2 separate regions of the Homo sapiens genome follow, and region 1 is linked to region 2. The links are chromatin contacts, found by Hi-C in ENCODE. All regions are on one chromosome and are shown on one strand. The core of a region is the stretch at or near the end of the contact, and the rest is flanking DNA. Distances in the headings are between cores, read along the strand shown.

Region 1 (4,206 bases), core at 1,578-4,077, 820 kb after region 2:
CAAATCAAAATAGATTAAAGACTTAAATATGAGACTTCAAACTATGAAACTACTAAAACTAAAAGAAAACACTGGGAAACTCTCCAGGATTTTGGACTGGGCAAAGATTTCTTCAGTAATACACCACAAGTGTGGACAACCAAAGCAAAAATGGACAAGTAGGATCACATCAACTTAAAATGCTTCCACAAAGCAAAGGAAACAATCAACAACATAAACAGACAACCCATAGAATGTGAGAATACATTTGTAAAACATCCATCTGACAAAGGATTAATAACCAGAATAAATAAAGAGCTCAAACTGCTCAACAGGAAAAAAAAACCAATAATCTCATTAAAAATGCACAAAAGATCTGAAAAGACATTTCTCAAAGGAAGACATATAAATGGCAAACAGGTATATGAAAAGTTGCTCAACATTATTAATCATTAGAGAAATGCAAATCAAAACCACAATGAGATATCATCTCACCCCAGTTAATATGGCTTTTATCCAAAAGACAGGCAATAACAAATGCTGGTGAGGATGTGGAGAAAATAAAATCCTCATACACTGTTGGTGGGAATGTAAATTAGTACAACCACTATGGATAACAGTATGGAGGTTCCACAAAAAATTAAAAATAGAAGTACTGTATGTCCCAGCAATCCTACTGCTAGGATTCTCAAAAGAACGAAGTCAGTATATCAAAGAGATAATCTGAAATCCATACTCTCAGGTTATTGTAGTGCTACTCACAAAAAACAAGATTTGGAAGCAACTTAAGTGTTTATCAACAGATGAATAGATAAAGAAAATGTGGTACATATACACAATGGAGTACTATTCCGTTACATAAAAAATGAGATCCTGTCATTTGCAGCAACATGGAAGCAACTGGAGGATATTATGTTAAGTGAAATAAGCCAGGCACAGAAAGACAAACTTTGCATGTTCTCAATTACTTGTGGGAGCTAAAAATTGAAACAATTGAATTCATGGAAGGAATACAATGATGGTTACCAGAGGCTAGAAGGGTAGTGGGTGGTTGGATGGGAAATGGGGATGGTTAATGAATACAAAAGTATATGAGATCAAATAAATAAGATCTAGTATGTGGTAGCACAACAGGGTGACTACAGTCCACAACAATTTATTTTACATTTAAAAATAACGAAAAGAGTACAACTGGATTGTTTGTAACATAAAGGAATGATAAATGCTTGAGGTGATGGATACCTCATTTACACTGAGGTGATTATTACACATTGTATGCCTGTGTCAAAATATCTCATGTACCCCATAAATGCATTCACCCACTATGTATCCATAAGAATTAACAATTGAAAAAGAACACAGCAAGAAAAGAAATGAGGTGATTAAAAAATGGGTAACACATCTGAATAGACACCTCACCAAATATATGCTCATGTCAAATAAACATATGAAAAGATGTTCCACACTATATGTCATTAGGGAATTGTAAATTAAAACAAGTTACTACTGCTCACCTATTAGAATGGCTAAAATCCAAAACACTGAGCACACCAAGTACTAGTAAAAATATGGAGCTACATTAACTAGTAATACTAGTAAGGATGTGGAACTACATGAACTTTTCTTCATTGTTGATAGGATCGCAAAATCCCATAGGCACTTTGGAAGATGGTTTGGCAGCTTCTTACAAAGCTAAATGTGCTTATCATATGAGGCTGCAGTCATATTCTTGGTATATACCAAAATTAATAGAAAACATATGTACATGAATGTTTATGACAGCTTTACTCATAATTGCCAAAACTTCGTAGAAACCAAGTTGATTTTAATATGTGAATGAATATAAACAAATTATGGTACATCATATGATGTAATATTATCCAACAATAAAAAGCTTTGAGGTATAAAGCTCAAAAAAAATAGAAAAACCTTAAATATTTATTGCTAAATAAGAGAAGGAACTGTTGAAAGTCTATACACTGTATGATTACTACCATATAAATATCTGGAAAAATTAAAACTGCAGAGATAATAACAAGATCAATAGCTCTTACAAGTCCAGGGTGATAACTGCAATTATTGATAAATTAGATTATACATTAGTCAAAACCCAGAGAATTGTACAACACAAAGAGGAGACTTAATGTGAAATATGAACTTTAATTCACAATAATATACCAGTATTGGTTCACTAATTATAACAAATGACCCACACTAATGTAAGATATTAATAATAGGAGAAAAGTGTATGTACAGTGTGTATCTGTGTGTGTGTGTTTAGGTAAATTATTTGTTGTATTATCTTCTCAATTTTTCTGTAAAGCTGAAATTCTTATATAAATTAAGTGTATTAAAAATTAGAAATTTTATTCTGTAAATTGAAATAATTACATAAGAAGCAACAGAAAAATTAAGATTTTGATTTGACAGATAGTAAGAAAGGTAATAGATATTCCTGGAAGAAATGCTACATATTTTTCAATGTGGAGCAAATAATATGACATTCATTATAAAAATAGCAAATGTTACATAACATAAATAAAATGTAAATTAAAGATGCTATATAGTTACTTTACAGAAAGGTTTATTTCAGATCTTATTAAGCACAGAAATAAATGATAGTTTTTATATTACTGTGCATTGTTAAATTTCACTACTGAGTTAAAATATAAATGTAGCAAGAATGAACATCGATTCATATAAAGCATATATTGTCTCAAAGTATACGACATTTGCATTTACTCAGTGTTAGCTAACAGTACAATTCAATGTGGTTATGAAAGAGCATAATGTGGTTAGCAGATTTTTCTACCTACTCCAAGAGCCAGACTAAAGCTTCCCCATGGAATTAGATTTGGGTATTAGGCAACAGGAAATGTGCCTGCTGATAACTGAATTACTCTGAACTCTAAAGAAGTCACTGGGACATTTTGTCCATTAAGTTTACAGATGGCAAAGTAGATATGTCATTCACAGCTGCATGCATGAGGATATGACATATTTGTCTATATTAATCTCATGGATCACTTGACATGACTCATTCAACCTCTCTTTCTACTACATGAATTAGCAAGATTTCTGGTGGTTCTAAAGTAGATCCAAACACTTCGGAGGGAAATATAAATACTTGTTTCATTATACCAAGTAAGTGGGCCAACAGGGCGCATTTGGTGCTTTAATTGTCCTTCATAATCACAGTAAGGTAGTAAAAATTAAATCTAAAATAATATAAATAGGCCAAAATGGTATATATGATGCATATATGCATGACAAGAGTTTTTATCTTCAGTGGCAGCACAGGCAAGATATTAAACTTATCATGGGAATTGAATTAAATTTCAAAAAAATGCATTGGCTAGAATTACTCAGAATTCCCAGGGGCAGGGAGGGGACACTCTATGAGGTTAACCATTTACTATGTTTAAACTCAATAATTGTGAGCTGAGTATAAATCAAGAAATCTGCTCAAACATCTGTGTCTTACTTAAAAGTTTCAAATGTCACAAATATGTGTGCTATGATGAATATTCACGGTTATGAAGCTGTGGTGAATATATTCCGTGAGGCCATATGACAGGCTGTCCACCAGCCCTAGCCAAAATAAGACATCTAACCAGAATTAATAAGATAATTATCAATGGTCAAGAACACAAATAGATGATGCCTGAAATATATGAAACTGCATAAGCACACAACTCAAGCATTAAGCGAAAGGAGAAACACTGTCATATTACAATCAAGAACCTGGAACAGTCAACTGAGAACCTGGAGGATGCTAGAAGAACTTATTATACCTGGAGCAAAATTTGAAAATTCCTTAGTCTGAAAGTTGGGAGTTGAGTTCTCACATTTGAAAAGCCATGCAAAAAAGTGATTAATCTTAAATTTTGTGTATACTTAAACAGAAAGACCAAGGTCTGAAGTCCAATGTCATACAAAAAGTCACCTTCTTTTTCTATGCAGATTAGGTTGCAATTTAAAGAAGTTTAAGCCCTGTGACAGAAACCACTTGATCTCTAACAATATGTTTAGATAATGAGCACTTCAGTATAGCCCTTCAAGCTTTTTGTAAAAAAAAAAAAAAAAAGAAAAAAATTACATTCATCTCCCTACATAATCTGTTTCTGATGTCTATTGCCACATACTCAAATAGCAAAAATCTTAGTTGACTTTCATCTTTAAAATTTGACATATTGGAGGAGCAATCCAGGACAGTATTTGATTTTA
Region 2 (4,464 bases), core at 947-3,446:
ATGATGATTCTACCAGAGCATTTTTTTTGATGTTGGAAAATCTTACAACATTCCCTGATAAGGCATGTTTCTGAAATGATTTCATAAAAATCGACAGTTTTGTATTAAAACAAGAAATAATTCAATTTCTGAGTGAAAGACTATGCACTACGTAAATCTTTCTTGAGGAATTTAGAGGGGTTTTTTTTTTCCCTTGCACCTGACTGGATATATAAACATAGCTAGAGTCTTGGCTAATAATAACATCACAATGTGTACAGACCCAGCGCTCTTCAATACCTTTGCAGAGTTATTTGTGTCGGAAAGGATTTTATCATAAGCACATTTCTTCTCTCAGTATCACATGATGCGCCATTGAATTTCCCATCATACAAACTTTCTAATCTCATTTACAGTCACAGAGGTTGAAAATAGATAACTAATCAGCATTTAAGTACCTTATAATCTGTAAGGTAAACCAGATATGGCTAGACTGGCAGTGGAACATTCCAGAGGTTGCGGACTAGGGGATCCTGACTCTAGTCCATTATTAATAAGTTCTGCGACTTCTACAGCCCCTGGATCTCACTGTGATTCAGATTCCATATGTGCAAATTGAGTTTGTTCCTCTAAGTTTCCCTCTAATCCTCATACAGTCAAATGAGTGTCATAATTCTAAATATTTCAGCTTAATTTACGACAGTGTCCTTACTCATGATTCAAGACAGACTGGGGCCACATATAGGATCGCTGTGGCCTTTTCTTTTCTCTTTTCTTTTCTTTCTTTCTTTTCTTTTCTTTCTTTTTTTTTTTTTTTTTTTTGAGACAGAGTCTTGCTCTGTCGCCCTGGCTGGATTGCAGTGGTGCTATCTCGGCTCACTGCAAACTCCGCCTCCCGGGTTCACGCCATTCTCCTGCCTCAGCCTCCCAAGTAGCTGGGACTACAGACGGCCACAAGCACGCCCAGCTAATTTTTTGTATTTTTAGTAGAGATGGGGTTTCACCGTGTTAGCCAGGATGGTCTCGATCTCCTGACCTCGTGATCCGCCTGCCTTGGCCTCCCAAAGTGCTGGGATTACAGGCATGAGCCACCGCGCCCGGCCGCTGTGGCCTTTTCTTAGCCTAGGAAATCTGTACTGGGAGATCTGCCAGTTTCCTTGGCCTTAATCTTCTTCAGTTCTAACAAATGTTCCCATAGTGACAAGTTGTATTAGAGTTGACGTGGGCTGCTTTCTTCCCATTCTATTCTGTTCTATTCCATGTATCTATTTATTTATTCTGTTTTACATTTAAATCTCATAGTGCTAAAGCAAACTTCTCTTCTGAGAATGCCTATTAGGCAGTTAGAGAACTGACCAAGTGACTAAATATAACTTTAAGACCTGACTTTGCTTGAGCTCTTCACCGGTTATTTAAATCTATTTAGAATTTAGCTATTTGGTTCATCTGATGGGTTGACAATTGACTTAATAATAGTTATCCTTTGTCATAGGATTCTTCTTTTTCATGAAGTATTCTGAGAGTGAAATTGGGGATAATAGGGCACTTGAGAATGGGGTTAGGGAACTGTAGATACCTGCAAATTTGCAAAATGCTGACAAACAAAAGAATGCAAACTAAAAAAGAATGGAGGCGATTTAGAAAGTTACATTTCTTTGACTCAAAGATAAGGCTTTACCAAGGAAAGCAGAAGGGTGGAATGGTTTCCTGTTTAAGTACTGGCTGAATAGGGTAGTCTGTGTGCCGTTTGTGAGAATGTTTCCTAACAGGAGGAAGTCTGCAACGCACTGCAAAACCTAACCTGATCATACAGTATTTGATACCCTCGGACACAAATCCAGGCCTAGCCAAACCTCAGCGTAACTTTGGCTCCCAGCCAGTTTGATTCCTGTAATATTATTCAGTGTGAAACGCCATCGACCAATTTTATTATTTTTAGAGAATAGGACGTGAACTGATAGCCAAATGGTAAATAAAACCCCACTCCCCCATCCAGTTTGTTGTGTACTGGGAAGCACTGGGTGTGCTGAAGAAACGACAAACAGCAGGGGTTTGATTCTTAAAACGTTCCTGTACTCTAGGTTTTTGTGTCATTGTTGTTGTGTTCCTTATTTCCTTTTTGCCATCAATGGTGGCAGTTATTGGATAGGCCTTGGCCAGCGCTCCAGGGCTGCTGCTTTGCCCAGTGACTGTATCTTTCCTGTTAGCATGCTGATCATACTTGGAAACTATGAGTCAGTGAAATGCAGCCGCTAGCAGTGGGGGTGGGTAGATTACTAGGGAAAGTGCAGCCAAGACTTCCTGTACCAACTCAGGGCCATTATCTTTGGGGGAAGGTAGGAACTCACTATGGCAATAGGAACACCTACATTCACCTGGCATTTGCTGTGTACTACATTGATTTAGGGAGGGTATAGGGGCACAAATTAAAAAAAAAAAAAAAAGAAAGAATTAAACCTTCTTTTGTAGACACCAGGGTGGAGCTTTGAGAGTCATGTTATAATATCCCTGTTATTGACACCTTCAACTTGCTATTAGTTGCTGAGACTCATTAACTATTCACATTTGTCTGCCCTCATTCAACTCCTAGCAACTGCAGTTACAGTCCTATTTAAAATAATAGAGTAAGATTGGTAACATTACTGATTTAACAGGAAATTAGAAGACTTACATTCATAGAGCTTAGGTAATTGACACCAACAGCACTTTTCTTGTAATTTATGCACTATGATTGATTTCATTCCCCTGCTAGCCCTAAAAGAATCTCTGAAGCATATTCAGCCATCAGATTACTGTGCAAAGGAATTAAATGAGTATTACCCTGCTATCTATTTCAGAGCTGGTAAAAAGTTTCTAAGTGGTTTGGAGCTCAGGAGTCAGTCTAAAATTATAATGCTATTATAAAAGAGTTCAGCTTTAGAGCATTTCTTTGTAAGTGACAACTGTGGATTCACATGAAAAGGGCTTATTACTGAAAACGAGGACAAAACTACAAGTAGGTCATTTGTTTATGATTTTAAGCGTATTTTTTTGTAAGCTATATATGTATTCCCCGGCTTACCCTAAAATACACTCACTAACCTATAACAGTTGTGTTATAAATGATCCATTTCCAGATGTTTATTTAGTGTGGTATTTGGATCATAATATATCGCCACGCTTCATGCTTCTCACCCTCCACAATATAATTAACAATGCTGAGTGCAAGAAGTCTGATAAATGAGGAGGAAATATATTATTTAAGCCATGTATTCTACTCTGGAAATTTCATGAAACACTGGCAAAGAAGAGGTAGTAAATCTACAATGTTCAAATAAATCATTATTATTATTATTATTATTATTATTATTTTATTTTGCTATTTATTGAGCAGAGTAGGCATGGTCTGGGATCTACCTGCTTATTTCTCTAGTTTCATGTTCTCTTTTGTGGGGCTGGGTCTAAGGAAACCAGTCTACACCCATAGGATTCTAGGACTCTGGGGCTCCTTGCACACAGCTCACAAGGGGACATGCCCAGAAATGGCCAGGCTCCAGGTATCCTAGGAGGAACTGACCTAAGGTAAGTCCAGTTGTTGACCTAAGGCAGTAACAGGTGTTGGGTAAAGTGCTCCTGCAAAATATTTTTAATATTACAAAGAAGCAGAATAAAGATATGACAGCCATGTGTGAAAAAGTAAAATTCTGTGAAGATTAAGACAAGAGTAGGTTTAAGTACTTTCTTAGTTGCTATTCTGGGTAAAAATTCAGCTGACAGACTAGGATGAAAGCCTAGGTACGTCAATGATTCTTTGGATTCTTCTCAGTTAACTCAGTGCTTTCTTCATGTCAGTCTTCCACTCAGAGGTCATTGTCTTTTGTTTGTTTGTTTAACTTTAACAAAGTTTATACTTCGTATTTAGGAAAAAAATCAATCCTAAAGGGCTACTTTCAACATGGCGATATACATTATTTCAGTTAAATTCTTCGAACAACCATAATATCTATTGTATACACACACATTATCTTTGCTAATAACAGCAATGCAATGAATAACTACAATAGTGATTTAGCATCAGCTCATGTTTATATAGCACTGCACCAGCACATGCATCTATTTTTTTTCTTATGTACATCTCAAAAGATACCTATGAGGCAAACAGGACCAAAAAACACTTTTTGAGCCTCTGTGTGATCCAGGCACGGTTCCAGGGTTACCTCTTTAACAGTGCCAGTACTACAGAGTTGAGGGAGGTGGGGGGTGGAGCAGAATTTAAGGAGGCCTTCACTCTCAGGGTCATGCCAGCAGAGGGTTAGCACCTGAGACCTGCCTCCTTAAATTGTGCATCCTAGGCACTTTGCTTGAAGAGACCTTCTTGATGGTGGAGTCTTGGTTGTTCTCAGGAAGGGGATGTAGGTAGCTGGTGGACAGGGGCAGAAGAGAGATTTGTCTCTTTGTCCTTCCTCATCATTTGGATTGTATACTATACACAATTGTCCACTCAAA

Evidence for each region. A loop is a pair of places that touch in the nucleus more often than their neighbours do. Pooled maps may share reads with other maps.
Region 1: a loop to region 2 is called in a map of endothelial cell of umbilical vein, with 9 times the contacts of the local background. The contact joins two enhancer-like sites. A Hi-C loop is called at or near these places in 2 of 168 maps with a recorded cell type or tissue (PC-9 and endothelial cell of umbilical vein) and 5 of 50 pooled maps.

What each region holds. Positions count from the first base shown.
Region 1 is chr3:178,167,949-178,172,154 of GRCh38, forward strand. The region is part of intron 10 of LOC105374235 (a long non-coding RNA gene); the gene reads right to left. Among named protein-coding and RNA genes, the nearest start is that of LINC01014, 250 kb to the right of the region's middle. Within about 2 kb of position 2,828, at least 4 of the 41 ENCODE cell types and tissues checked have a DNase peak (open chromatin) inside an H3K27ac peak, as active enhancers do; they include endothelial cell of umbilical vein, where a contact is called at or near this core.
Region 2 is chr3:177,343,600-177,348,063 of GRCh38, forward strand. No RefSeq gene overlaps it. Among named protein-coding and RNA genes, the nearest start is that of LINC00501, 51 kb to the left of the region's middle. RefSeq lists enhancers at 932-1,451, 1,972-2,489. Within about 2 kb of position 2,197, at least 34 of the 41 ENCODE cell types and tissues checked have a DNase peak (open chromatin) inside an H3K27ac peak, as active enhancers do; they include endothelial cell of umbilical vein, where a contact is called at or near this core.